7 separate regions of the Homo sapiens genome follow, and regions 1, 2, 3, 5, 6 and 7 are each linked to region 4. The links are chromatin loops, found by intact Hi-C in ENCODE. Cell type or tissue: PC-3. All regions are shown on one strand. Region 1 has its middle 12 kb from the start of LINC00944. Region 2 has its middle 15 kb from the start of LINC02375. Region 3 has its middle 42 kb from the start of LINC02375. Region 4 overlaps LOC107984449. Region 5 overlaps LINC02405 (long intergenic non-protein coding RNA 2405). Region 6 overlaps LINC02405 (long intergenic non-protein coding RNA 2405). Region 7 overlaps LOC124903050 (a long non-coding RNA gene).

Evidence for each region. A loop is a pair of places that touch in the nucleus more often than their neighbours do. Peaks named below come from ENCODE experiments on the same cell type or tissue, not always from the same donor. Only the 100,000 strongest peaks of a DNase experiment are listed, where the experiment ranks them.
Region 1: a loop joins it to region 4, with 5 times the contacts of the local background. A loop is called at or near these places in 3 of 110 quality-filtered maps.
Region 2: it touches region 4 in a loop (11-fold over the local background); 7 of 110 quality-filtered maps call a loop at or near these places.
Region 3: a loop joins it to region 4, with 7 times the contacts of the local background. A loop is called at or near these places in 67 of 110 quality-filtered maps.
Region 5: it touches region 4 in a loop (10-fold over the local background); 4 of 110 quality-filtered maps call a loop at or near these places.
Region 6: it touches region 4 in a loop (10-fold over the local background); 3 of 110 quality-filtered maps call a loop at or near these places.
Region 7: a loop joins it to region 4, with 3 times the contacts of the local background. A loop is called at or near these places in 63 of 110 quality-filtered maps.

What each region holds. Positions count from the first base shown.
Region 1 is chr12:126,782,302-126,786,301 of GRCh38, reverse strand. No RefSeq gene overlaps it. Among named protein-coding and RNA genes, the nearest start is that of LINC00944, 12 kb to the right of the region's middle. In PC-3, a CTCF peak has its summit at 1,788 (motif pointing left); a DNase peak (open chromatin) is centred at 1,781; H3K27me3 peaks cover 1,793 bases.
Region 2 is chr12:127,353,005-127,357,004 of GRCh38, reverse strand. No RefSeq gene overlaps it. Among named protein-coding and RNA genes, the nearest start is that of LINC02375, 15 kb to the right of the region's middle. In PC-3, a CTCF peak has its summit at 1,707 (motif pointing right); a DNase peak (open chromatin) is centred at 1,734.
Region 3 is chr12:127,379,752-127,383,751 of GRCh38, reverse strand. No RefSeq gene overlaps it. Among named protein-coding and RNA genes, the nearest start is that of LINC02375, 42 kb to the right of the region's middle. RefSeq lists a silencer at 2,479-2,588. In PC-3, CTCF peaks have their summits at 2,256 and 2,467 (motif pointing right); DNase peaks (open chromatin) are centred at 211, 1,861 and 2,501; H3K4me3 peaks cover 1,676 bases; H3K27ac peaks cover 679 bases.
Region 4 is chr12:127,106,565-127,110,564 of GRCh38, reverse strand. The region is part of intron 1 of LOC107984449; the gene reads right to left. Among named protein-coding and RNA genes, the nearest start is that of LINC02405, 48 kb to the right of the region's middle. In PC-3, a CTCF peak has its summit at 1,793 (motif pointing left); DNase peaks (open chromatin) are centred at 1,764 and 2,604; H3K27ac peaks cover 1,500 bases.
Region 5 is chr12:126,924,129-126,928,128 of GRCh38, reverse strand. The region is part of intron 4 of LINC02405 (long intergenic non-protein coding RNA 2405); the gene reads left to right. Among named protein-coding and RNA genes, the nearest start is that of LINC02372, 51 kb to the right of the region's middle. In PC-3, a CTCF peak has its summit at 1,754; a DNase peak (open chromatin) is centred at 1,748; H3K4me3 peaks cover 796 bases; H3K27me3 peaks cover 1,798 bases.
Region 6 is chr12:127,024,069-127,028,068 of GRCh38, reverse strand. The region is part of intron 2 of LINC02405 (long intergenic non-protein coding RNA 2405); the gene reads left to right. LOC105370063 (a long non-coding RNA gene) reads right to left here. Exons shown (of 6, transcript XR_007063518.1): 5 at 537-599; 6 at 32-132. Among named protein-coding and RNA genes, the nearest start is that of LINC02405, 34 kb to the left of the region's middle. In PC-3, a CTCF peak has its summit at 2,334 (motif pointing left); no DNase peak of the experiment used is centred here.
Region 7 is chr12:127,291,925-127,295,924 of GRCh38, reverse strand. The region is part of intron 1 of LOC124903050 (a long non-coding RNA gene); the gene reads left to right. Among named protein-coding and RNA genes, the nearest start is that of LINC02376, 9.6 kb to the right of the region's middle. In PC-3, a CTCF peak has its summit at 2,212 (motif pointing right); a DNase peak (open chromatin) is centred at 2,224.

The DNA.
Region 1 (4,000 bases), 320 kb after region 4:
AAAAAAAAATGCCAGGCTCGGTGGCTCACGCCTGTAATCCCAGCACTTTGGGAGGCTGAGGCAGGCAGATCACTGAGGTCAGGAGTTTGAGACCAGCCTGGCCAACATAGTGAAACCCCATCTCTTCTAAAAATACAAAAATCAGCTGGACGTAGTGGCAGGTGCCTGTAATTCCAGCCACTCAGGAAGCTGAGACAGGAGAATCGCTTGAACCTGGGAGGCGGAGGTTTCAGTGAGCTGAGATCGCACCACTGCAATCTAGCCTGGGCAACAAAGAGTGAAACTCTGTCTAAATAAATAAATAAATAAATAAAATAAAATAAAATAAAATAAAATAAAATAAAATAAAATAAAAATAAAAAAGACAGTACCCCACCCAGTGCCTCCCAGGCCAGGGAGCACACAGATGCCAGCTGACACCTGTGTTTGTGACCTCATCTTTCCTGTCCCTCCCAACATCTCTTCCCCTTCCTCTGTGTCTGCTCTGCAAACTCAGAACCCTCAGTCTCCAAGCCAGGAGAGAAAACTTTGAGGCCAATGATGAGGGGCAAAAAGAAAGACTTACCGTGCCTACTTCTACCAAAAGAGTTTCAGCTGGGAGAAGAGAAGAATGCTGTCCTTTGATTGTAGCTCAGAATTGGGATTAGTGAATCATTTTTAAATTGAGGCTGTGTTTTGTCATAAAAAGTCATGGATCTGCCTATTTTCATCCACAGGCAAGAAAATATTATCCCAATTGAGCAAATTAAAGGGAAAATAGAAATCTAAGTAAATCTCACTTTTGTGACTCCACCCTTGGGGCCCCCTCTGAAACCTCTAAGGAAAGGTCCTCCCTTGCCTTGTCCAGCTGCTGGGGCTCCAGGTGTTTCCCGGCTCCTAGAATCGTCACTCCCATCTCTGCCTCCATTGTCACTTGGACTTCTTTTTTCTGTGTGTCTTTTTTTTTTTTTTTTTGACAGAGTTTCGCTCTTGTTGCCCAGGCTGTAGTGCAATGGTGCAGTCTTGGCTCACCACAACCTCCGCCTCCCGGGTTCAAGAGATTCTCCTACCTCAGCCTCCCAAGTAGCTGGGATTACAGGCATGTGCTATCACGCCCAGCTAATTTTGTATTTTTAGTAGAGACATCGTTTCTCCATTTTGGTCAGGCTGGTCTAGAACTCCTGACCTCAGGTGATCCGCCCGCCTCAGCCTCCCAAAGTGCTGGGATTACAAGCATGAGCCACCACACCTGGCCTTTTCTGTATGTCTCTATATGTTCTCTCCTCTTCTTATTAGGGTGCCAGTCATTGAATTTAGGAATCACCCTAAAGCCAGGATAATTTCATCTCAAGACCCTGAACTAATTACATTAGCAAAGAAGCTATTTCCAAAGAAAGTCATATTTGTATTTCCAGATTGATTTGAATTGGGGGAAGTTACCATTAACATCCTATGAATGAGTAACACATACTCTTAATGATCCCATTAGGGTAATTTAGGTTTGTACCCCATTCTTTCGTTTCAGCTTTGGAAGACAAACCAAGACAGAGGAAATCTGAACATTTTCTAGGTGTGACGAAAGGAATTTAAGCGCGAGACATCCCATGGGTTTATCATTCCTGTGACTGACCAGCACCTACATTTTAGATGCTGGGGCCTGATCCATCACTCTGTTCTCAGATGTAGCTCCTAAGCCTGGTCGTGAATGAAGCTTCAGCCAAGCTCAAGGGAAGAAATCTGGTCATTTTCAGGCCCATGAAGCAGAAACACACGTGGTTATATGGACTCTGGGGCCCTTTCGCCCTCTGCTGGTGGGTGCCCAATGAAGCTATTTAACTGTATTTGCATTTGCAGCATTTCCAGTCCTCAAGAGGTCAGGAGATTCTCAGAGACAAGCTGATTGCCCAGAAGCAGTTTGCTAGGTTTAGGAAGTTGCTGCATCTGCCATATGCCACGATATATTCCGATGAACCCATCTTTACTAACTAGAGAATTCAGTCTTGATGTACAGGCAAATTGAGGACATAGAAAACAAGGGGTCTAGGGGAACCAGTTCAGTAACCCCTACAAAGAAAGAAGGATTTAAATAGAAGAACTTAATAGTTTCCAGGGAGCTCTCACGATGCAATCAGTAAATTGAGCATTACCGAAGTGTATTTTTCCTGTTTAAACAACTTGCATTAGGCACATGGGAAAGGGCAAAGTATAAAAATGTAATGTTCTTTTTAATAGTAAAAAATGAAAAAAAATTGTTGTGAAAATGAAAGAAAAAATATTGTAACATCTGCTTTTTAAAGCAAACACCTCTTACCATTTTAAAAAGGACAGTGCCCGCAGGTCGTCTGCCTGATGAAAATGCTAGAAAACCAGCTCACTCCCCAGGTTCGTCACCTGCCAGGTAACTTCCTGAGCCCAAATGAAGCCACTGCTGCTGTCAAGTCGTAAGTCAACCAGCACCATCTCGTGGAATGAGCCAATTGCTCTGTAGAACAATGTCAGGGGCCCCTAAGACTACCCCTATGTTCAGAGATTCACTGGAAGCATGCATGAGACCCAATATAGAGAGGTTCTCCCAGCTAAGAAATATTACAGAGATGCAGGAAGGACGCACAGTGAGATCGTAAGGAAACAAGATGCAGTCTGTAGGCAACCACGTGAAGGCTTCCTATGCTCCTTCTCCCAAGAGGGTCACATAGAAACGTTGTTTCCTAGAAACAAAAGTGCTGAAATATGCATGTAATGGTTCTGCCCAGGGAAGCCCCTTAGAGACTCAGAATGAGCTCACTGGTTGCATCGGATTCTGGTCACATTATCTGCCTCGAATGTACCAAAATTCCAGACTCCCAGAAGGAAAGCAGGTTTTCAGCATAAACAACACTGTGCAGACATTTAGGCACAGAAAACCCCTCATATCAGTTAGGGAACCCTCTTAAAATCCTAGTTTCCAGATGATAGCCAAAGGTTTACCTTGCACACAAGGCTTTCTGAAGGTAGTGGTCTTAGGCCTGTGATGTGAATGTGGTTCTTCAAGACACAAACACGAACATGTTAAAGAGGCAATTTAAAACCCAGCATGAAACAGCATGAAATGCATTTCCACATTGCTGCATTCTAACAAGAATAATTATCAACAAACTGCAGAAGAATGTAACTAAATCCTACTTCATGGGTTTCTCCTTCGGGGTGAGCTATGTAGTTCATAGTTTTGTGGAAAATAGACTCTGCTCTATTAAATGAGGGACTTACACAACATTTCGTGTTGGAGTCACAATGCACAGCTCTCTTCCCTGTTTCTGAACACACATATATACTAACATGCAAGAACCACACATGCCCTTGTGCTACGTTATGGAGTGTTGCCATCCGTTGAGTTTTCGGGTGTATCTTGGAATGTGGTTATGCTCCTTCTAACTAGTACATGGCATGGATTAATGATTTGACCACCTGCATTTTAGAATTTGGGGATAACAGTGATAACCTCATACAATCTTTGGTAACACAATAGAAAACAGAGTAAGAGAAAGGACATTAGAAACTACAAGGAGCTCTGCACAGAAAGTATCATTATTGAATTTGTTTTAATTTCATTAGCCTGAAACGAGCTTGTCTATAATGTGCAAAACCATTAGTCAACTTGTCTCAACCTTTAATCTTTTCCAGATTTGAGAAGGGAGTACAGTGCTTATGGAAGGGGTGAATGGAGAGCATACACAGTGAACACCTATAAGCAACACTTTCCATTATGGGAAAAAGTATATGAAAGTATACATTTCATTATGGGAAACTTCTTATCACAGACACGACTTGTAGACTGATGACTGACTTTGACATTGATGGGTGATGACAATGAAGAGAGACAGGTATCCCCCCCCAAAAAAAAGCCATTCATCAGTAGATTTTGAAAAATCCAGCAAGGGAAGAAGTAGAACATAACTTTTTTTGACACTGGCCTTTGAATCCTGCTAAAGCCACACTGCGGGCTCTTCCTCCTCCTCTCTGACTTTTAAGCTAAACCAACTGT
Region 2 (4,000 bases), 250 kb before region 4:
TGATTGTAAGCTTCCTGAGGCCTCCGCAGTCAGGTAGAACTGTGAGTGGTTTTTTTTGTTTTTTTTTTTTTTGAGACGGAGTCTTGCTCTGTCGCCCAGGCTGGAGTGCAGTGGCGTGATCTCGGCTCACTGCAAGCTCCACCCCCCAGGTTCACACCATTCTCCTGCCTCAGCCTCCCGAGTAGCTGGGACTACAGGCGCAAGCCGCCACGCCAAGCTAATTTTTTGTATTTTTAGTAGAGACGGGTTTCACCGTGTTAGCCAGGATGGTCTCGATTTCCTGACCTTGTGATCCGCCGGCCTCGCCTCCCAAAGTGCTGGGATTACAGGCGTGAGCCACTGTGCCCGGCCAGAACTGTGAGTCTATTAAACCTCTTTCCTTTATCATGACTCTGTCTCAGGTAATATTCTTTATAGCAGTGTGAAAACGGACTAATACGTGGACCACAGCCATGTCTCTTTTTTTATGTATTGCCTATGGCTGCTTTCAGCTACAACAGAATTTAGTATTTGCAACAGAGATTCTATGGCTTGTCAAGATATTTACTAAATAGAATAGGCACTATTGGTTCCTTTTAAACTCCTGACCTACAGTACTGACAATTATTCAATGAACTGCATTACTTAAAATTTAAAAATGGGGTCATTTATGAAATTCAAAAGTATCCTATGTGTAAAAATGTGGAAATAATGTTGGATGTTGCATTGTGGAAGCATTTTTTTTTCAGGAAAAATTTGGATTTTGAAAATCATATTCAAACCTGCGTGTCTATATAAGACTTTTTAAATGAATGGCCACAGTTCAGTTTGTGACTGTAAAGTCTGTGTCTTCAAATGAGAGAAAAGCTATTTCTGTCAAGAACGACAAATGGTTCCTTTGCCTTTCTATGGGCCTCCAGGTTCCTCTGTAAGAAGTAAACTTCCAATTTTCTCTTCAGTTCCTTGCAGTAATAGAGGCTGTCACTTTGTATTATATATTAATACCAAAGATCATTTAAAACTTCACCTCATAAAATAACCTGTGTAATTTTCTCCTCAGGTAAAAATGAGAAAAAAAAATAATGACCACTATATTAGATAATGGCACCTTATTGCCTGTAACTGACTCTAAACTCCTGGTGAAAATGCAGATGAAGAAAGTCACCTGCTTGTGTTTTTCTCCTGGACTAATGCAGAGTATTGGATCCCTAGAGGCTCACGGGTCACCGTGAATGACTGCACATTTTCTCAGGAGAGATGAAGAGCGGGGTGCCCTATGGTCTGAGCTTTGGGGAGGGCAGGGGTGGAGCTGCCTTAGCCTCGCTCCGTGTCTAATCACGTCATGGGGGCAGCATAGTTTGGAGCCGTGATCTAGACAAAGCACAGTTCTGACCCCAGAGAGTCATTGTATGATGCAATCCCATCCTAGGAAAACCAAAAGTCGCCTTGCAAAAGCCACCTCATCATACTCCCTGGATCCCCCCCATGCCTTCCCTCACCAGAAGGGGCTTCCTCCCTTTGCTCAGCTCACTTTTCCCAGAATGTCACTGTTGTATTTCCCTAAAAGATTTGTGGCATCTGCTTTTTGGATGATGGGTTAACCTCACGATGTGGATGAACTTCTAGCTAGTAGCTACTTGGTGTGATTTTACTTGAAATCCATTTTACAGTTTTAGAATGTAAAATGTCTCAGTAGATAAAGCCACATAGGGATGGCCTGGGGAATCATGAGCACATTCCTCCAGTAGAGGTCAGTGGAGGGGCACAGGGCCATCCAGCTTGGCTGCAGTAGGATCAGGTTCTGTCCCAATTGAGTGTCCGCCCAGCCTAAGCATGTCTGAACACACTCAGGACTGCTGAGTAAGGTTGTGCAGGTTGTGCACTGCCCATGGACATGTTTAAGGCAATGTAATTCACATCCTAGACATTGTAGATGTATGAATTTAGTAGGACAGCTGTACAAAAGATGGCAAGAAAGTGTCTTGTTCTACCCAAATTGATATATAAGGACAATTTTGTCAGGGATGGAAAAGGCACTATTTTCTAATTTGCATAGGCTCTTTAGGGACTATCTCTATGTCATTGGGGCACAGGATCTGAAAAGCCAAAGCTTCCGAGTCCCTAAAGAGCCAAAGCTCCCAAGTCCCTAAAGAGTGCAGCTTTTCTGCACTGAATACCCTTTAGGGAATGTACTATTTCCTGCAGTGGCCCAGAACAGTCATTCATTCAACAACATTTAATGAATGTTAAATGAGCATCTAGTAGACGCCAGTCCCAAGGCTGGGCTGCAGGATGGAATGGAGAGCAAAAGGAACAAAGAGCCCCGTCCCTATGATCCAACAGAAGGCTGACACGAAGCAACCAAGAACACACTTGACGATGTGAGTGCAATTCTGTCTACTGTGGTAGTGCGGTCACTACCAGGCCAGTCTCGGGTGTTATGAGAGCAGAGAGTGGGTGTATGGGCAGGTCTGCTGGGGCTCCGGGGAAGCTCTGAACATTGAGAGGAACACTGCATCAGAGGTTGGATAGTTCAGGTCCGGTGGAGTCTTACAAGGAAAGCCGTGAAGGCTGAGGGTGTCCCCAGGTTGAGAAGAATCATCCCAGAAGGTACTACGAGTTCACACAGTGAACAAGCCCAGTGTTAAATAAAACTGAAGCATGTAGAGAGAAAACTTTAATTGTCTTTCAACCTTTATGATTGGTAAAGAACAGACACTCCTTTGGATTGTACTGTGTATTTAATAATTCTAACATTTTCCAGTATCCCTTTTTAGCAGACATATAGTAGCCTTTTGACCCAACAGTGGAAGTGAGAAACCCATCACTTTCCTAAAATTAAGGCAATGGCGCTGGTTGCACCCCCACTTCCCTCCACCTCCACCAACACACACAAAGCAGGAAGGAATAACAAGATTTACTACATAACAAAGTTTTCAGAGGAGATCAGGGCAGGCTTACAAGCAGCTGCATAAATGTTTTGGGAGCACAGAAATAGATGGCCAGCTTGGGTTATATGCTGGTTAGGATGGGGCTTCCTTGTGTTGCCAGGACATACGTGGTTCAAACTTCATGCCAGCACCACGAGAAGCAGTGCACAGACTTTTTTGCTTGTGGGTTCTGATGTGGGGCAAGGCAGGGAAAGGAAAGAGTGAGGACTGACAGCTTGATAAAAGATTCAGGCTCTTTTGACGTTAGTAGTAGTTTAGTGAAAACAAGGATACTCTGGCGGGCCCACTTAACCACCCAGAAAATGATATCTGCTCTTCCGTGAATATGTGGGCTTTCTAAATCCTGACAGTTCATTAAGGTCTGGAACCAAAGAATATAGGTTGGTCACTGTTGTGGCTTCTCAGGACCAAGAATGGCCCAGAGCCTGGAACTGCCCATTTATGAGGAAGCCACCAGCAGTCCTGGCTTTGAAATTCATTTCCCTAAGCACAGGGAGCAGGGGATAGCTGGATTAGAGAATGATGCCCTCATCAACAGTGTCAGATGATGCACATGAAAGACCCGTGCAGGCCCTCCCCAGTTGTGGATGAGGCCACTCGTTCTGGGTCCTAAATAGCACTGTAGAACAGTGGATGATGGTGCTTACCCAGGGCAGTTTGGAATATGCAATTGCTGGCTGCAAGGCAAGAGGGTCCTGAGAAGCTTGGGACTATCTCTGTGTCATTAGGGCACAGGATGTGAAAAGCCAAAGCTACCTAGTGCCCCTCTCATGCAAAGGTCCTTAGGAAGCTTGTGGGTTACCTGCCAAGATGGAGCTCAGTTTAGAGAGTACTACTAACTTCTCAAGTACAGGCCAGGGCTGCCTACTGCTGCAGAGACATGGTGGGTGAACAGGAACCATTTAACATAAGTGGGTCCCTATATATTTTACCAGGACTAAGACCTCTTCCTCTGAGGAAGAGGCAAAGTAGTATTATTACTTATAATAACTATTACCACTTGTTGAAAATGTACTCGAGGCCAGTAACTCTGTTAAGCAGTTCATTAGTTCATGAATTCAAACTTTCAA
Region 3 (4,000 bases), 270 kb before region 4:
AAATAAATAAAAATAAAAATTAACAAAAAAATGAGTTAAAAAAAAAAGGACTACCAACACCGGTCTTACTCTTTTCAGTAGCTTTAATAACTTGCTGTCATTCCAGAGCCAATTTCACAGTAAATCAAGAGAGTCATCATGACACACACACCACCACCACACCCTCAAACTTGCCAGGTTCCAGCAATGGGTATTTAAAGCCATATACACTTCCGTGCTTTGGCAGAAAAATTCTCCGAGTAAATATCAGCTCCTGTCAGAGAAACGCAGCCTGTGTAACACGAACAAAGCTGACCTCCCCAGAGAAGAAAGAAAACCCAGAAAGCATCAGAGGAGAAGAAACCACAAATGGATGTGGTTCATGAGCAGAGGGCAGCCCGTGGGTGTGTTGGGGGGCGGAGGGGGGGAGTGCGGCTTTCTGTGATTTGTTGTCATGTCGTTTTTAATCAACAAACTGCTGTTAGGCTTACAGGCTGCTGGGTCCTTGACTGGATTCCCTCCATTCGTCATACGGAAACCCCTCTTGTCTCAGCGACTTTCTTTTCCTGCCTGCCCCAAACCAGCCAGTGAATACGCTGTTCAAATGACCAGCAATAACTGTCTTTGTTGGGTGATATTTAAGGGCATGCACTTTGTAAATGTCGCTGTATGCAGTTACCGCTCAGTGGACCGCAGCTTTTCTATGGGATCCAATACAATTCAACTACTCACAGGTAACACACACGAGCACCAGTGAGCCCTTCCAGGGAACCGATTACCAAACTGTTCCCACAACAGGGATCAGATGTTACACCATTTCCTAACGCACATTCAAAAATATAGAGGCAGCCCGGTGCAGTGGCACATGCCTGTAATCTCGGCACTTTGGGAGGCGGAGGCGGGCGGATCACGTGAGGTCAGGAGTTCGAGACCAGCCTGGCCAACATAGTGAAACCCCGTCTCTATAAAAAAATACAAAAATTAGTCGGGTGTGGTGATGCAACGGTAATCCCAGCTACTCGGGAGGCTGAGGCGGGAGGATCACTTGAACCCGGGAGGCAGAGGTTGCAGTGAGTTGAGATCACGCCATTGCACTCCAGCCTGGGTTGACAGAGCCCAACTCCCTCTCTCAAAAAAAAAAAAGTTATATATATATATATATATATATATGCCCAAAAGAATTGATCCCAGAATGCAGGTTGACATCAGCTAAGTAGAAAAGAAAAAGGGAAAAAACCTTAAGATGTTTGGTTCAGTTGACCTGCAACTATTTGGGAAAACCTTTGCTGATGTATAATTTCTGAAGGTGAAAGGGAAAAATAGACCCAACTAAGAGAATTCAGGAAAGAAACAGGGGTGGTTGTCAGTCAGAGCAACAAAGTTGTGGAATTCCGGGTGCTTCAATGGCAGGGATGTGAAATGACAAATTTTTTAGACTCTGTCAATACCATTAATATTTATGACCCATCTCACACACACACACAAAAACCAGCTGTCGTGTGGCACATCCATCAGAGACTTCTGCCCTGGAATTGTTCTGCTTCGTTGGGTGATAAGCCCTGAATCACAAAATTGAGGACAATGATGTGAAGGATTTTATGCTGCTGTTTTACACCTCCTTAAAGGTGGTAAAATAATCAGAATTCTGTATTCTGAAGCAGTAACTTTCTTTAAAAAGTCACCTTTACTGTTGACAGGTGAACTAGATTACTGAATCACAGTGCCGAGTCATAAATAAGCACGTGTTTATGAGCAGTGAAAGAGCTCAACTTGCTCCCGAATTGCACCGCAGTCTCCTTTAATTCTGAGATTCTGCTAAGAAATGCCAAGCCTGAACCCTTGCCCCCAACGTATTTCTCTCCTTCTGTATCGTTCAATAAGGAACAATCTCTTCTCCACAGCAGGAGAAATGTGGAAATGCTTGTGGTTAAGTGAGGTCAAGATCTCTTGGTTTAAATCTTGCCTCACCTGTTACTTAAGCCTTATGATCTCAGACCTGATCCTCAGCTTTCTGGAGTCTTGGCCTTTTTTTTTTTTTCCTGCAAAATGGGTAATAGAATTCCCAGAACAATTATTTTGAGGGTTAAGTGAGGAAATTATGTATGTACAGTATGATACAAGTATATTATAAATGACAGCAACTTTTGTAAAATTAGGATTTCAGTGTGCTTAAAAAGGAGGAGCTCAAGAGTAGTGGTGAAATTGAAATGATTTAATGAGAAGGGTGGCTTGGTCCCTGACCATTAGGAGAGACGTGTCTATTACAGCCTCTCTGCCCTGCCTCCCACCCCTTATCCCAGGGCACTCCAGATGCACATCATCCCCGCCTGAGAGAAACAGCTAGGGAATGTTCCTAAACACTCCTTTTTCTTGCGTAGCTGATTGCAGAGCTCATTAGGCCTTTCGCTAAATGACTTGACTTTGACAAGGAGTAGAGATGGCGTTTTGATTGGCATCAGCTTCTCCTCCGGAAAAGGGCCTAGTGGGCGACGGTCCCGGCGCGCCCGCTAGATGGCGCCGCAGACCGGGTTGTGGCCGCGCCGGCCGCGCGCCCTCCCCTCCCCGCGGAGGCTCCCAGAGCCCCTGCCCGGCAGGTCCTCTCCGTGAACTCGCCGCGTCCTCAGGACCTGCGATTTCCAGGCCTTCCCGGTTTCCACCTGAGTGTGAGCAAATGAAGCCTCCCTCCTGCAGCCCGAGCCAGCGCTCAGCGCAGCCCCTGACCCCTGGCTCCTGGCAACCTGCTTCAGCCAAAATCTTAAGAGGCTTTATTACTTTTATTTAAAATGATGCATGCTCGTTATAACATTATTAAACTTAGGAAGAAAAAAATTCTAAGCGCAGCGCCCTCCAATACGACCATTAGACGCATGGATAAGTAACTGACACGTGGACATTATAACAATGAAATCCTACTCTATAAGTTGTATTCTATTTGTGAAAGTGTTCGTTTTTATTTATGATTATAAGAAGACAAAAAATCCAAAGTAGAGTTGATGTGTTTCATTAAAAATAGAGTATTCCATTGTATATGGTGTGTGTGTGTGTGTGCGTGTCTGTGTGTGTGATCACATTTTCTTTACCACTAATCCGTCCACGGGCACATCGGTCATTTCTATTTCTTGTGAATAATTCTGCAAGGAACATGTGAGTACTGAGATCGCTTTGAGATGGTGATTTTCTTTCCTTTGGATATATAACTAGAAGTGGGAATGGGAAATCATATGGTAGTGCTATTTCTAATTTCTAGAGGAACATTCATCCTGCTTCCCATAATGGCTGTATCAATTTACATTATTCAGCCTTTAAAAAAAAGAAAGAAATCTGCTATTTGAGACAACATGGATGAACCCGGAGGACATTATATTAAGTGAAATAAGCCAAAGAAAGAAAGACGAATACTGCATAATCTCACCTCTATGTGAAATCTAAAAAGTCAAACTCATGGAAACGGTGGAGGAGTGGTTACCAGAGGTCGTGGGATGGGGAAAAAAGGGGAGTTAGTGGCCAAACGGTGCAGACTTGCAGTTACAAAATGAGTAAGTTCTGAAGACCTAATGAACAACATGGTGCCTGTAGTTAATAACATGTTGTTTATTTGAAATTTACTAAGAGAGTAGAGCTTAAGTATTCCCACCACACAAAAAACAAAAAAATTAACTATTAATATATGAGTTGATGGACATGTCAGCTTAATTGTCTTAATCATTTCACAGTGTAAATGTTTATCAAAACATCACATTGTACATTTTAAATATGTACAACTTTTTTTTTTTTTCTTGAGATGGAGTTTCACTCTTGTTGCCCAGGCTGGAGTGCAATGGCATGACTCGGCTCACCGCGACCTCCGCCTCCTGGATTCAAGTGATTCTCCTGCCTCAGCCTCTAGAGTAGCTGGGATTACAGGCATGCGCCACCACGCCTGGCTAATTTTGTATTTTTTTAGTAGGCATGGGGTTTCTCCACGTTAGTCAGGCTGGTCTCGAACTCCGGACCTCAGGTGATCCACTTGCCTCCGTCTCCC
Region 4 (4,000 bases):
TCAAGAACATTGTGAAATAATAGTGAAATTTGTTCATATTCTTGCTTTGTTAATGATCTTGGTGGAGGTCCTTCTAGGGTCCCCTCATTATGTAAACTATTGGCTTTTAATATTAAAGTCTATGGCTGGGCGCGGTGGCTCATGTTTGTAATCACAGCACTTCGGTAGGCCAAGGCAGGTGGATCACGAGGTCAGGAGTTCAAGACCAGCCAGGCCAACATGGTGAAACCCTGTCTCTACTAAAAATAAAAAAATTAGTCAGGTGTGGTGGTGCGCACCTGTAGTCCCAGCTACTTGGGAGGCTGAGGCAGGAGAATCGCTTGAACCCGGGAGGCAGAGATTGCAGTGAGCCAAGATCACACCACTGCACTCCAGCCTGCATGACAGAGCGAGACTCTGTCTCAAAAAAAAAAAAAAATTAAAGTCTATACCCACCATTTTTATTTTCTCAACATTTTTTTGGTCAATGATGTGTGTTTTTCAGCATTTATTAAGATAACCATTCTCTCTTTCTTCTCTTCCCACACCCACCCTTCCATCAGCCTGTCCGTCAGTTTCACACCTTCCAGGGGTTGAATAAGAGAGAAAAGAGGGAGGGGACAGTAAAGATCCTAGAGGCATCACTAACTTCCCAAGCTGGCTTTACTCTCTGGCCTTAGTAGAGGCTGCTGCTTTCTCTTATGGGTACTTTCACATATTTCTCAATGGTTCCCTGCTGGACCCCAGTGATAATTCCTCTGGTTCAGGAATAATTTGCTTTTACTGCCCCCAATTCCTTGCCTGCTTCTATTCATCCTGCCAACCACCCCACATAGATGCTCGCTCACAAAGGCTCCAGCTTGGTTTTCCATGCTGCATGTGTAGGGTGACATCCATTCCAGTTTTCCCAAAACTGTCTCAGGCAATTTCTGGTGTCTTGGCATAATTATTAATATTCTCCTGTTCACTTTCAAAAGTCTCCCTATTTGGGCAATAAGAGACCTAGCTTCCTTAGAACTGGGCACACCTGGAGTACAGGTACACATGGCCTTCTTAGTTTTGGGGCACTCTGAGCACCCAGGTCTCTCCTCACAGAGCAGCCCCCAGACAGCTCTGCCACCAGACAGGTAACGAGGCCTCCTTAAGACCTGCATATCTCTGGGGCAGGGATCATATCACAATCCATGGTGTCTTCCTGTTTCGAGCTCTTCAAGGGTCCATCAAGCAGTAAATAAAGCAAGTAGCATCTCCCCTTTCTCCCCACTTTAGGAACTACAGAGCTCATCGAGGAGTTGTTTGTTTTTTTCTTTACAATCTCCTCCATTTTTTTACAATGGCATCTGGATATTGGCCCCTAGGTTGTGTCCATCTTCACAGCAGCCTGGGACACATTAGCATTTAAAAGCATACCAGAGCCAGATTCAAATTTTTACGCATCCAACTGTTTCCAACATAGCTGGTATTTAACCATTTAGAACTGTCCTGCTTTGTATACGTTGCAAACTGCATCCAACATCTGCTAGTCATAGATAACGACAAACTTAGGAGCTCTAAAGCCCACCAGATGGCTCTTGCCCTTTGGAGGTCTCTGACCCAGAGACTCCCTACTGGGCTGCAGGACAACATCACCTGGACAGGTGAGTCTCACCTAACCCAGGAGTTCCCTTCTCCTCCTTTTTATCTGGGTGATGGGCCACACACCACAGCCTCTGGACCAGCTGGTGCTGTGAGGGACCTCCTCTGTCTGTAGCTATGCTAGAGTTCAGTGGATAACCACGGGTGCGCTCCTGCCACCTGGTGGTAATATCTCCTCTCTTTTGAAACCCATGATTTCCCCATCTGCTCCCTCCTCCTGACATTTTTTATGTTTTTAAAAAGGTTGAAGAGCATTAGGCATTATTGAACAAATTTTCAGACATTCCTTTGAAAATCTGCATTTTGGTCTGTTACTTTATTTTGAAAATCCTGATGTTTGGCCAAAACTTCCTGCTCCACCTGTGTTGAGCATCTTCTATAGAGCGTATTGCAACATCACAAGTGCATTTATTAGCTGGAATGAATACTTAATCCGTGGGTGAGGTGTTACCCTGGGATCTCATTTAATACTAACAACAAGGAAATCTATGAACATGTACTTAGGCTCTAAAAGTGTTAAAGGAAAATAAGTAAATCCTGAAAGCAGGCTGAGACTCCTGGGGATTTTTACCATCACTCATTGACAGCTAAAGATTTGATAGTGATGTGAAAGGAAGAATGGTTTGATTTTACAAATGTCTGCTTGTAGCTTTTCTGTTTTCTTTGTTGTATCTTGGTAACTTTCATCCCTCATGAGGCATAGTTATTACAGGGAACATCTTATGTATGCAACAAAACCCTTTGCACCATATACTTTAGAGTTATTCTAAGAGGTTTTCAAGGGCAATTTTACTACACGCCGTATTCCACTTGTATTCTGAATTTAGAAAACTTGTGTAAGGTACAAGAGTAGGAAACATGCCAGAAAAGAGAAAAAAGAAAGTAAAATGTTACACCTGTGCCCAGAAGACTTAAGTGCTGAGAGGGGAGCTGGGCTGTCATTGAAGTTTTGTTCTAATCCCAGTCTAAAATGACTCATTGTGGTTGGCACACATGAAGATGCCAGTGTACTGAGAGGTAAGGAGCAAAGGGGAAGATGGTGATACAAGATGAAAGAACAAGTCAGCTCATGCCCCGAGGCTGGTGTTTGAATTTTGTTCTAATCAAAAGGAGAAGGCTCTGGAGGGTTTCAAGCGGAGGAGAGATGATGCTTGATTTATTTTTCTAAGTGATCCCTCCAGCAACTCCACGGAGAATGTATTGTGGGACTTAAATATCAGTGATCAGATGGATGTATTGAAAACCATGGAAGGGCCAGGGGTAGTGGCTCACACCTGTAATTCCAGCACTTTGGGATGCCGAGGCAGGTGGATCATGGGGTCAGGAGATCCAGACCATTCTGGCTAACATGGTGAAACCCTGTCTCTGCTAAACATACAAAAACTAGCTGGGCTTGGGGGCAGGTGCCTGTAGTCCCAGTTACTTGGGAGGCTGAGGCAGGAGAATGGCGTGAACCCAGAAGGCAGAGCTTGCAGTGAGCTAAGATCACGCCACTGCACTCCAGCCTGGGTGACAGAGCGAGACGCCATTTCAAAAACAAAACAAAAAAAAAAAAAAACATGGAAGACAGTTGAGAGATGTGGACTCAAGTCAAGTCAAGATAAGGGTTTCTTTCTAAGCTTTGCCTTCCGTTCCCCTTCTTAACCTGTGGACAGCCAGGCACTGCCGTGATGAATGTGAATTTTAAGCACTAATGTTCTAATGAAATACATACACTAATCAGCACTGTAGAATTGAAGATCAGGTCTTCAGGTAGAAGTAATTGAAGGCTGCATTCAACCCCCAAGCTATCGATCTGACTGCCAGGCAAACTACACTATCAGATTGAAAGAAATATCCAGAAGCTAATTGCTGGAGTCGTGAATCTCTACACAGTTATTAGACTCACAATGAAACCTCATGAGAAAAAATATATTAATGTGGCTCCAAAAAAGTTGCCTGGTTTCTATTTACTTTTCATTGTTCAAATAAAAGACTGTCTCTGAAATGAAGAAACTGAAATAAATGTGTTGACTTAGCCCTGGCTGCCCATCTACTACACTATCACACACACAAATGCAACATGAGCATAAAAGGATCCTGGAAACAGCATAGAAAAAACTCAGCAATGCCAAAGTCTCAGTAACATACCCCAATCCCCAGAGATACCTCAGCATGGGAAAAGACACAGAAAAGAAGGCAATGTTTATTGTTAAGCAAGTGCTGCAATTGAGTCCCAGAAATTCAGACATTTCTCCAAACTTCCTGGAAATTCCTGCTATAAACAGTTCTTTTAGGATAGCAGGCCTGCAATCTCAGTTTCCTACTCTCAGAACTTTTCCTTCCAGTATGTTCTTGTTTCATTTACTCATGCAGCAGCGTAGACAGAATTTTTCCCCCTTTGAAC
Region 5 (4,000 bases), 180 kb after region 4:
ACAGCATCTGTTATTTAATACACAAGGTCAATGCGATTTCTAGAATGTGAAGACCGTGGCTACCAAATGGCTAGCAGTCACCTGGCCACATTACGTAAGATGCATATGCACGCTACAATGTTCAATTCTGAGTTAACTGGTCTGAAAACTGATTCATGTATTAATTCCAGGCTACCTATGATAGTAAAACTATCAATACTAGGAGAGGCACTTGGTTCTGGTTTGAGATTGAATTTCCCCTAATTAATTACACTGTGGGTGCATTCTTTCAGTTCTATGATCTGTGTTTACAGGATTATACAAAGATAATACCATGTGATAGATGCAAGCTAATGCATGCACCCCTTTTATTATACATAGGGCTGCATATTCAATTTTTCTTTCTTTCTTTCTTTCTTTTTTTTTTTTTGAGACCGAGCCTCACTCTGTTTTCCAGGTTGGAGTGCAATGACACAATCTTGGCTCACTGCAATCCCATCTCCACCTCCCAGGTTAAAAAAATTCTTCTGCCTCAGCTTCCCAAGTAGCTGGGATTACAGGTGTACACCACCACACCCGGCTAATTTTTGTAATTTTAGTAGAGATGGGGTTTTGCCATGTTGGCCAGGCTAGTCTCAAACTCCTGGCCTCAAGTGATCTACCTGTCTTGGCCTCCCAAAGGGCTGGGATTATAGGCATGAGCCACTGTGCGTGGTCCACATATTCAGTTTTTACCTACTGTTTCTCTTTCTCACAAACTAAGCCAAACATTTGGTTCCAACTGATTTCTTCCTCTTCTTTCTGACATAGTCAATGAATTTCTAAAGTAAAAGAATGGAATTTCAGCTACAAAACAACATAAGAATGGTTTTCTTTAAAAAGTGCACCTATCACTGTTTTGGAATTTTTTCCCTAGTACTGCTTATTTATCTGGCCATCAGAAACAGTGGCAGATGCCTACATTTTGATAAAACATTTTAGAAAATATGCCAGAGACTGAGAGCAGGAGAAACTGCTGAAGGAGAACATAATGTTCATATTTATCTAAATGTGTTTATTTACATTAATGTTTTTATTGGTAGCAGAATATGGTGACATGCAGACTTTTTCTAAAATGTAATATGTAATGCTTCGTTCAGGGCGCAAAATTTTTCTTACAATTTCTACCTTATATATGATTGAGTGACACTTTGGAAAGATCACTGCTGTCCAAATGTTCTCTCTACATTTTAATCCAATACAAATATACTGTATTACTTTAAAACTTTTTTCCCCAAAATTGTATCCATTATGATCATGGGCAAGGATGATGTCTAGGATATGATTCTGAGATTGTATAAGTGATACGAGATCGAGGAAAACGTTGTTTAAAGAGAGGTAAATAAACTGAAAGCACAGGCATGTAAAAGGATTATTTGTGTGAAAACTGGAACCACAAAGAATGATGATAAAAGAGTGTTGAGGAGGGGGAGGGGGAGCCAAGAATTGAAAGCTTTATGACATGAGGAAGGAGGACATTTGTGTCATCTACCAATAAGTAGGACAAAGATAGACAGTAATGGTGAAATTTGAGTTTCAAAACACAGTGATTAGTAACATTGCAGAAGAAACAATGAAAAACAAGCAGGATGCCTACTTTATGCCTAGAGTCAAGAGTCACCACGAATTGGTGGATGAATACGTTAGTTTCATTTCTCTATTGTCAAGGGAAGATAACTCTCAGGTGTGTATTCTATGCTCCTTCCAAATGTTCCTCACTGAGTTTAAGCTCTGATTGCCCCACAGTGGTGACCAGCTTGATAGCACTCCTTTTAAAAGCTTCTTCCCTTTTCTTTCTCACTACTTCACATTCCTACAGTGTTTTCTGATAATACGGACCAAAGAAATTATTTGCACTTGAATTCTCATCTCAGTGTCATCCTCTAGCTGATGACATCATGAGAAAACTGCATCCTCCACTTTGCTGATTATGAGGAAAGAACCCACCAAGCTACCCCGAGGTAGGGTAACACTCGAACTGACGAACACACATGACTTTCTAAAGAAATGTGTAAACACTTGGACTCTTCTATCAACCTTTCTATGCTCTCATAATTTTCACTAACGATCTTTGCAAGTGGTTGCCTATCACCTCATTTTGGAAAATGGGTGTCCTTATTACCCGTGTTTGTCTAAGCCAGCAAGAGTCCTTTATACAATCCCTTTTGAGGAATGAGAATAAGTAGAAACACTGACAGGCCAAAATGATTTTAGTAATAGGGCAAGTAGAGTTCAAACCTATTGAGCTCTCTTCCCAAACTGTGCTATTTTGCTATGAGAGAATCCTTATTCTGAATTTGAGGTTTATTATTCTCAGAAGCTCTTTTCATTTTGTGCTTTGGGTGCTCCTGGTCATGAGAGCTTAAACCCCTATCAACCAACCACTTGAATTAAGAGTATCCACAAACAAAATTGCAAATACAGGCTTATGATTACCAGATTTCATGGATATTAATATTTCATAAGGAGACTTAAGCTATTTCATTGCGTTTTACATTAGTTGTTTTAATAAATCTTTTCCTACCAGCGGCACTGACAAATTTAATAGACTTTATAAATAATTGGTCAATACCGAATGTGTCATAAATTTACTCCATCTGTGGAAAGAGCCCCAGTTGCTACTTTTGTGTTATGTTCTTCCAAACAACCTGTAAGTCACAATTAATGCTGGTTAAAATTGTGACAGGTATTTGACTTTGTCAATGACAAGTTTTGTTTGAATGCCAAAGAAGTTTAATTCCCTATAATTACAGATTATGACACTGCAAATTTCCCTCAGCTCTAACCTAGTGCTATTGATAAGAACACTTTTAATGAAAGACACTCAATGGAGGAAGAAAATCCAAGTTTAGTGAAACAAGAGAAATGTAAATCAGAGTCACAGAAAGCTACAAAAAAAATCCTATTATTTAATTTGAAAATAAACACATCAATCTTTCAGTTTGATTGTTATGACTTTTTGTGGTATATGCTTTAAAATTATAGTGCTTTCATCAAAAGTTTAAAATTATATAATGTCTCCACGTACGTAAAGTAGAAACACTGGGGATTTGTTTTAATGCTTTGAGTTTCTGGGTGTAACTTTGGGGCAAATAGTTTGTATCGAGTTGTAGTCTTTTGCTTTTATCTCAATGATTATTCAAGCTATTTGCCAGGCAGACAGTAGCATTCAAGATGTTTTCAACTCTGAGAAAGGTTGCACATAACCTTCACTAGAGCAGACTGAACTTTCTTCTCTTTTTTTTTTTTTTTTTTCTGAGACGGAGTCTCGCTCCGTCGCCCAGGCTGGAGTGCAGTGGCGCGATCTCGGCTCACTGCAAGCTCCGCCTCCCGGGTTCACGCCCTTCTCCCGCCTCAGCCTCCCGAGTAGCTGGGACTACAGGCGCCCGCCACCACGCCCGGCTAATTTTTTGTATTTTTAGTAGGGACGGGGTTTCACCGTGTTAGCCAGGATGGTCTCGATCTCCTGACCTCGTGATCCGCCCGCCTCGGCGACCCAAAGTGCTGGGATTACAGGCGTGAGTCACCGCGCCCGGCCGAGAAGACTGAACTTTCTTAAAGGCATTTGAAGCCACACCCTAGTATCTACAAAAAAGAAATTAAACAAATAGCTGGGTATAGTGGTGTATATCTGCAGTCCTGGCTACTCAGGAGGTTGAGGTGGGAGGATCACTGGAGACTAGGAGTTCCAGGCTGCATCAAGTTATGATCGTGCCACTACACTGCATCCTGAGCAAGATTGAGGCCCTGAATTTTAAAATATAAATTAAAAGAGATATGAGGATATCATTAAAGTATTTGACCTTCTCATTAGTTTTAAAAAAACAACAACACACAAACACAAATTTAAGTCTCAGATAATGTAAACTATTTTTTTTTCCTTTGGGAAACATTAGATATAAAGTGAATATCTATCTTTGAAACACGGAATGCTGATTGTGAAAATGTGAAGTTTATGAAACACTAGGTTAGAGTTCAGGGA
Region 6 (4,000 bases), 82 kb after region 4:
ATAATTTTCCACTTAATTAAAGAAACAATTTTATTCATATTGTTTTGGCTCACGTATTAGACTTCAGTGCTTTCTTCATCACTCATGGAGTTATCTGACTGGGTGCTCAGAATTCATCATATTCACTTCTGTCTATGTGTTTTAAGAGAAAAATACATATATATTATTTTCAATACAAGCACAGTGTGTATATATATACACACACACATATACGCATACATATACATATATACATATACACACACGTATACATATATACATATATACATATGTATATGTGTGTGTATATTTATGTATGCATACATATATACATATATGCATACATAATGTAGAAATATACATGTGTATACATATATGTATGTATTGAAATTACATGCATATACACATATGTATATATGTATGTCTGTGTGTGTGTGTGTGTATATATATATATATAGTGCTTGTTTTGAAAATAAACTAAACTACTTGTATCCATTTGCATTGCATTAAGGTCTTTTTGGTTGTTGTTGTGTAATGTTATATTGGCAGCTACTTACCACATTGTGTTTTCATAGGATCTTAAACTGCAGGTAGGAAACTAAACTTCAAGGTCTACCAGCCTGTAAGAATAATGACAAAATCGTTACTATGTGCCTTCATCCCTTTTCTCGCTAGTTGCATGAGTAGACTTCCTTTAGAATCTAACATTAGCACCAATAGAGGTTGTTTCTGGTTGATTGGTCTCCCCCAGATGTACTTTGTGTTAAACAATAATGTGATTGGGAGGTCAGCACATAACACGCACTATTTTTCTCAGCGTTAATGTGAGGGAAAGTTTTATTTTGTATTTAGGCATATAGGGGAATTGTCACCCTCCCTTACAATAAATGTTAGCATGCCCTGTGTGTCTTTACATTGCACAGAGAATCCTGGACTCAGCAAACTCTCTTCTGTTATGACGCCAACCCACCATGTTTATGTCCTGTGAGTACACAGGTCTCTAAAGGCATCAGTCTTCCAAGGCAGAGGGTGAAAAGGTGATGCTGAGGAGGTCCCTGATTGTCAGTGGTCTACCTCTACTTTCACTAAAGAGCCACTCACGTCTTAGTATCAGACGGCCTAGGTGGAAGTCACTATGAAATACCCACGTGCACATGCCTAACTTATTCTGATAAGTGTTGTGTTGCCAGAAGACAAGTTGGTGCCTAAAAACATACAACAGACTTAGAGGTAATCTGTAATTCATGGTGAAGTTCAACTCCTTTTAATTTTTCCCTGAAATGTACAAATGCCCATATCGTATGTCAACTCCTTTTTGAATCATAATGAGAAGATCACTTCATTTCAATTCCATCCATTCATTTCTTTCTATTTTCCCACAGTCATCCACTCTGTAAATGAATAATTATCACACATAAGAGAATAACAACATATGCACTGTTTGGCTTATAGGGTCAAAAATGGCAGACACAAAGAATTATTTTGGTAAACACTGACGAAAGTTTTTATGCTTTAATTATTGGCTGAAATGCAGTAGAGGTCACTGCTTGCTCATTCTCCCTTCCCCACACCCGCTAAATCACCTGTCAGTTTAAAGTAAATTTTAGTAGATTCAAAGCAAGACAAGTGACTTTTGTAACACAGCTCTGGGTATATCTCTCAGTGATGTGGGCATTTTGTGCCCTTGTTTCTTAGGAAAGCTCTTCTCTAAACCGATCTAGCCAGATGCAGAGCTTTGCATGAAAACATTCAATAGATAGAGAAATGGGAAAGGGTGACAGGGATCAAGGATGAAAATGGAGATTTCTCTCCTGTTAAGAAAATTGGTATCTTCTTACTACTATCAATTCGGCATGAAGGGAGAAATGGGTGTCTGCTCTGCCATCTTGCTGAAGTGCCATAGTGGGTAAAACAAACTCCACCCTCATTCATTCCATAGGTCAGAGCCAAAAGCTGCATTGGCCACTATAGTGGTTTTGTGAATGATAGAGCTGTCATGGACCAAAATGGAAACTGGAGAGAACAGTGTGTAAAGTTTTATGGGAAATTCTAATTAGAATCAGATGGAGGTTTTTTTGGTTTGTTTATTTGTTGTTGCTGTTGTTTTGGTTTGTTCTGTTTTAATGGACTTCTAATGTACGTGGGCACAGATAGATGCACAGTTAAAAAAGTAAGCAAAACAGGAAGGTAAAACTGAAATGAATTCCCAAGCTCTTATTGATAGAAGTGTGGGCATGATGGTAGGTGGTTATTATGCCATTGGTCTTGAAGGCTACTCGTGCCTTCATGTCTTGCCTTAAAAGACAGCTCTATTTTCCCTCCTCTAGTAATAGAGCCATTGTATCCCCTTGTGGCCATAGATAGTATTATATATACTCCAATTTCAAAATCTATAATTCAGTTGATCAAAATGTCAGGTTTTACCAAAAATACTTCACCAGGCAATGCAGAAGAGCCATGCCTGGGAATATTTTTCAATGATTACTCATTGGTACAATTCTAGGATATGACTGAATTACTCTTTTCATAAAACTATTCTTTTAAAATAATTCTTTCTTCTGTAATTAATAAAAAAATCAAGTGAAAGGCACAAATGAACATTTTTCCCTAAGTGCTAGAAATCAAGCATTTGTTTTAGGTGAAATGAGTTTTAAAGTAATCGTCAGTCATTCAACTAAAAGTGAAAGCAGCCAGACAACTAGAAATCTGGATTAGCTTCAGATTGAGTTGGAGTCAACTTTGTTTTCATATCTGGTGGCTCAGTTTGATATGCATTATATTTGAAAATGATGAATTCCAAATATATAAATTCCTGATGCAATTCTCAAATACAACCTAGAGACTTGAAGACAAGACTTAAAACTGTGTCTTATTTATCTGAGTTTTCGTAGCACAGAACACACAGGCTTCATAGTGTTGTTGGCTAAATGAATGTGGCCCATGTGAGAAAGCATTGAGGTGGATGAGGCTTGGAGCCACAGGTTCTAAACCCAGGTGTGTGACTAACTCACCACTTACCTTAGATAATGTCCCTTTACTCATCTAAGTTTCAGTTACAGTCTTTACAGATTAGGAATGGAATTCTGCACCCTGCAGAGCCCTGGCTTCCTGTCACTGTGTTGATGCTAATACACAAGGATGAACACGTGGACCTGTGGTGAAGGTTTGAGCTGAGCTGTGTGTGTTTTCCTATCTCTGTTCCTCTTGCCATTCCTAAAACCAGAGCTCATTTCCCTTTCTGTTGATTCCGCTTTTTACTGACCAATTAAGAAAGCACTGATTGAGTACTGACTGTATGCAATGGGCCAGTGGAAATGTACTCTAGGATTCAGGGGTGATAATGGCAGCAGATTTTCATTATGGAAGCGACCCCAGTGAAGACAGCAGTTTCTGGCGTCATGGAGATCACAGCCCAGTGATGTGATAGAGACATGTCCACCCGTCCAACCACCCATCCAGTGAGCATTGGTTGAACAGATTGTGTTGAATGCAACAATGGAATAATGTCACCAGGTTTATGGGTGATGATGGTGGCAGATTTTCATGATAGAGAGGTCACCCCAGAGGGAAAAACAGTCTCTGGATTACAGACACATTTTCATTTGCTGGGGAAAAGCTGCCCCAGGAAGCTTCTCAGTGTAGCTGACCCTGCCCCCAACTGCTCTTCTTACAGCATTTTAGTATGCCTGTTAGTTAGCAGAATGATGTACATTTTACCCCATAGGTCCTTTTTAATTCCTCATTTGCCTCCCGCCCTTCCTCCTTCAGAGTCTCTAATGTTCATTATCCCACTCTATATCCCTTAGCTTACCCATTGCTTAGCTCCACTTATGGGCGAGAACATGTGGTATTTGGTTTTCCATTCCTGAGTTACTTCACTTAGAATAATTGCCTCCAGCTCCATCCATCCAAGTTGCTGCAAAGTACATTATTTTGTTCTTTTTTATGGCTGAGTAGTATCCCATGGCATATATATGCCACATTTATTTTATTTAGTTATCAGTTGGACACTTATTTGATT
Region 7 (4,000 bases), 190 kb before region 4:
TTATCATTTCCTCACCTCTCATTATTCTTCACCCCACAGCAGCCTGGCTAGTCCGGCCAGTTGCTGATACAGTTATGATAAAGTCACCAGGGACCCATATGTTGCTCAGATAACTGAAGATACAATTGCTTTTTCAGCAGACCTCAATCTAGGTGACCGCTGCCTCCCTCATGGAAGCTCTGCTGCTACTCCTGTCTGTTCATTCACAGCCTTCTTTGTCCTTCTTTCTCCACTGGACAGCATAGAACTATTCTATAGCCCCAGAGCTTGACTAGAGGCCTTTCTTTTTGCACTCTCATTTAATACAGAGCTGAGGCCTGTGTCGTCCTTCTATCACCAAGAGCTGTGTGACTAGGCAAGTTGCTTCGCTAGGCTCCAGTTTCCTCGTTTGTTAAGCATTGATCACGATAGCACCAAACCCAAAGAATCATTGTGGAGAATAGATGAGTTCATAGCACTAAACACATCTATCAGTGTCTGGACTATGGTGACTGTCCAGTACTATCAGTCATTATCTCATCCTACTCCTTTGACAACGTAAATAAATTTAGGGAAGAGTGTTCTAAGCAGAGGGGGACAGAAAATGTCAGAGAAGCCCCTGAAGTTGAGGGTAGGGACTAGTGAAGTGTGTTTGAAGAAGGGAAAGAAAGTCGGCATGGCTGGAGAAGACACACAAGGGGAAGTGGTCGAAGCAGCCAGGTGGTCATGAACAGCCAGCACACACAGGGCCAGGTAGGAGAAGCGAGAGGTGAGGGCTTGGCATTTATTCTCAGTCCATTGGGATGTCATTTGTGGGTTTTTATTAGGGAAATGTTATGACCTTATTTAAGTTTTAAAATCACCACTTTGGATGCCTTGTGGCTTATGTTATAGGAGCCAGATTGGACACAGGGGGCGTGTTTGGAAGCTGTCCAGACTGATCCAGGCTACAGGAGGAGTGCAGGCAGAGAGAGGGAGACAGAGCCAGGGTGCAGTTCCACAATCCAGAAAAGGGACTGTGTACTGCACAAGCATTTACAGAAAGTGACAGGCCCAGTCTCAGGCACTGCAGGGCGGGGAGTGCGGCCTCCTGAAGCCAAGCAGGGACACAGGCTTGGAGGCCATCCTGTGCTGGATGCGGGGTTCAGGCATTTAAGGTGCTTGGAAGGCCGGGGCTGAATGGACTGTTTCATGTTTTGATAGCAATGCCTTGCCCACTTTGATTTTAGTGTGTGTGTGTGTATGTGTGTGTGTGTGTGTGTGTGAAATGCTACAAATGAACACCCAGAGGGGCAAAGCCAAGTGAGAGAACTGTCATTAAGAATCCAGCAAAACACTGATGTTCATTGTGCAAATTGACACATTCATTTGGAAGTCACTTTGCAGTCCCCATAGAAATGTTAAGTGTTCAGGCACTCAGAACCAGCACTTTCACCCTGAGGGACTCAGGCGAAATGATCACAGTGTGATCTCAAACTTGATGAAATACATGTGCACAGGAGGCAGGGCTAATTGGTTTGGAGGGCACTGAATTCTAGTGAACCTTAGCTTAATCCCCCGCAGCACTATGCTGTACCTGAATTGGCACCTCCTTATGTCGTGGAGGCTCAGTTTTCTTATCTGTAAAATGGGAACACTAATATGAATCATTCATAGGATTGCCGCACGAGTTCAATGAGGTTTTGCAAGACAACACTTTAGCAGGCCTGCAGTAGAATCCACCCATGTAGGCAGGGGCTGTGATGGGCCCCGTGGAATGCACAGTGCCTGGCCCAGGGCTCTGGACACAAGTGTGTAGACGGCTGCGGCTGCACCCTGCATCCCCCGCCTCCCAAGGTGACGCAGTCACTGTGAGAGCAAAACCAGCCACTTCCCTTAGAAGCCCTGAGCCTCCTTTATGGTCACCTCTCAGGTGTGCATAAAGCACACCTGAGTTTCTGGAACCTCTGCCTCTTCCTTGCTGGTGGAATACCTCCTCGCAGAGGCCTGGGCTCTGCATCCTGAGAGATCACTGGAGGGGCTGGATGAGAAGAACCAAAAGTGCAGAAAAATGCAGTCCCAATGGAGGGACTCTGTTCAAAAGAAAATGAGAGATGGGCACACAAACACTCCTCCTTAAGCCAGGGTTAAGCCAGGGTTTCCCTGGGCGGTGCCACACCCCACAGAAATCCTGCGTGCCAAGTGCATGCATGGCCCGCTGAGCAGGCTGCTGCCTCTCTGTGCTTGCCCTGCAGGGGGAGCTGGTGTGTAACACAGCGCTCTGCCTCATGGCTCATCTTCCTTTGCCTCATTTGCATTTGTCCTCATCTTTGCTATCCTACGCATGCAGCTCAGGGATCAAGCAGCAGCTTTGTGGATCCTCACCTGGGCTCTTCCTGGAGAACCCTGTGTTGGGTGCACAGTATCAGGAGATGGTAGGATTGCATAGGCACTTGTGGAATGATGGAGTGGAATCTCAGGTGTGACTATGAGAGGCATCAGTGATAAGGTGAGTGTGAGATGGGGGTGGGGAGTGGGAGAGGGGGAAGAGACCGCCTAGCCATGATCACAGCACAAATACCCTGAGGCTGGAATGGATGGAGATCAGCACAGGTGTGAGCCAAGCTTGATGCTGGAAAACAAAACGAGGGAAGGAAGGCAAACCCAGTGATGGGATCCTTGAAACACGAGGCTTAGGTCCTCCAGGTACTAGAACGAAGAGAATCAGAGTTCAGGAAGACAGACAGAGGCTTCATGTAGATGAATACACTGGGAATGGTGGAGTCGAGAAAACAGAAGAGGAGCTCTTGAGGGAGTGCCGAGGAGTGAGGGGTGGAGAGGGCCCTGAGTGTGGCCATCGGAACATAGTTTTCCGTAGACGCCCCAACACTGTTCCCGAGCACTGTCTCCCCATGAACCCTCCCACAGAGGTTTGCCTCGTCCCCCCAGTTACTAGCTGTTGACTAGACACATCTCTAGGATGGGTGTGGCTCTCTTCTGGAGACCCTGGGGGATCCAGAGAAATAAGGGCTGGGGTCCCAACCCCCAGTTTCCCAGGATACTCAAGGGAAAGGAGACTACTTACCGGCATGATGTCTTTTGGGGCTGCCTCAAAGCATCCTGTACTGATGCACTGAGGGGGGCCACAGAATTGTCTAGCCTCTGGGAGTCTGAGGTTTTCCCCAGAAGACATGGTTGGATGAGGGAGGTTTGGTGGGAGGTGACAGCTTCAGATAGCCTGGGCCTTCTTCAGCTTTCCTAGTGTCCTGTTTGCAGGATCTCCAGACCCAACTCAGAACATTCTGCGTACAGAAACCTCAGCTTAGAGAGGGTAAGGCATGTGAGAACCAGAGCAGCTACACTGGACAACCCATTAATGAGCTGCCTCATTGCGGCAGCCACATACACACCAGATCAGCCACACTGGACAACCCATTAATGAGCAGCCACATTGGAGCAGCCCCATACACATCAGAGCAGCCACACTGGACAACTCATTAATAACATGTGTGTGTATAACGTGTGTGTGTGTGTGTGCACATGGGAAGAGAGTATATATATACACACACACACATACTGTCATTAATGGGTTGTGTGTATGTGTGTGTATATATATGTGTGTGTGTGTACACACATACATATCTATCTATATCTGTATACAGATATAGCATAAGTTCTGGTCTGAGTCTGAGGCCTGGGCATGTGGAGTACCAACATCTCAGAGTAGAAGGTGGATGTCCCAACTCAAACAGAAAGAACAAGCCTGCCCTTCCTCCACCCTTTTGTTCTATTTGGACCCTTAGTGAATTGGAGGATGCCTGCACACATTGATGAGGGTCATCTTTATGCAACCCACTGATTCAAATAATATTTTCTTCTAGAAACACACTCACAGACATATGCAGGAATAGTATTTTACTGGCTATCTGGGCATTCCTTAGCCCAGTCAAGTTGACACATGGAAGCAGCTAGCATGGTGAGAGCACGTTGGGTGCTGGCATTTACTTTCCATTGCAGTACAGTGTGACACTCAAGCTGTCTC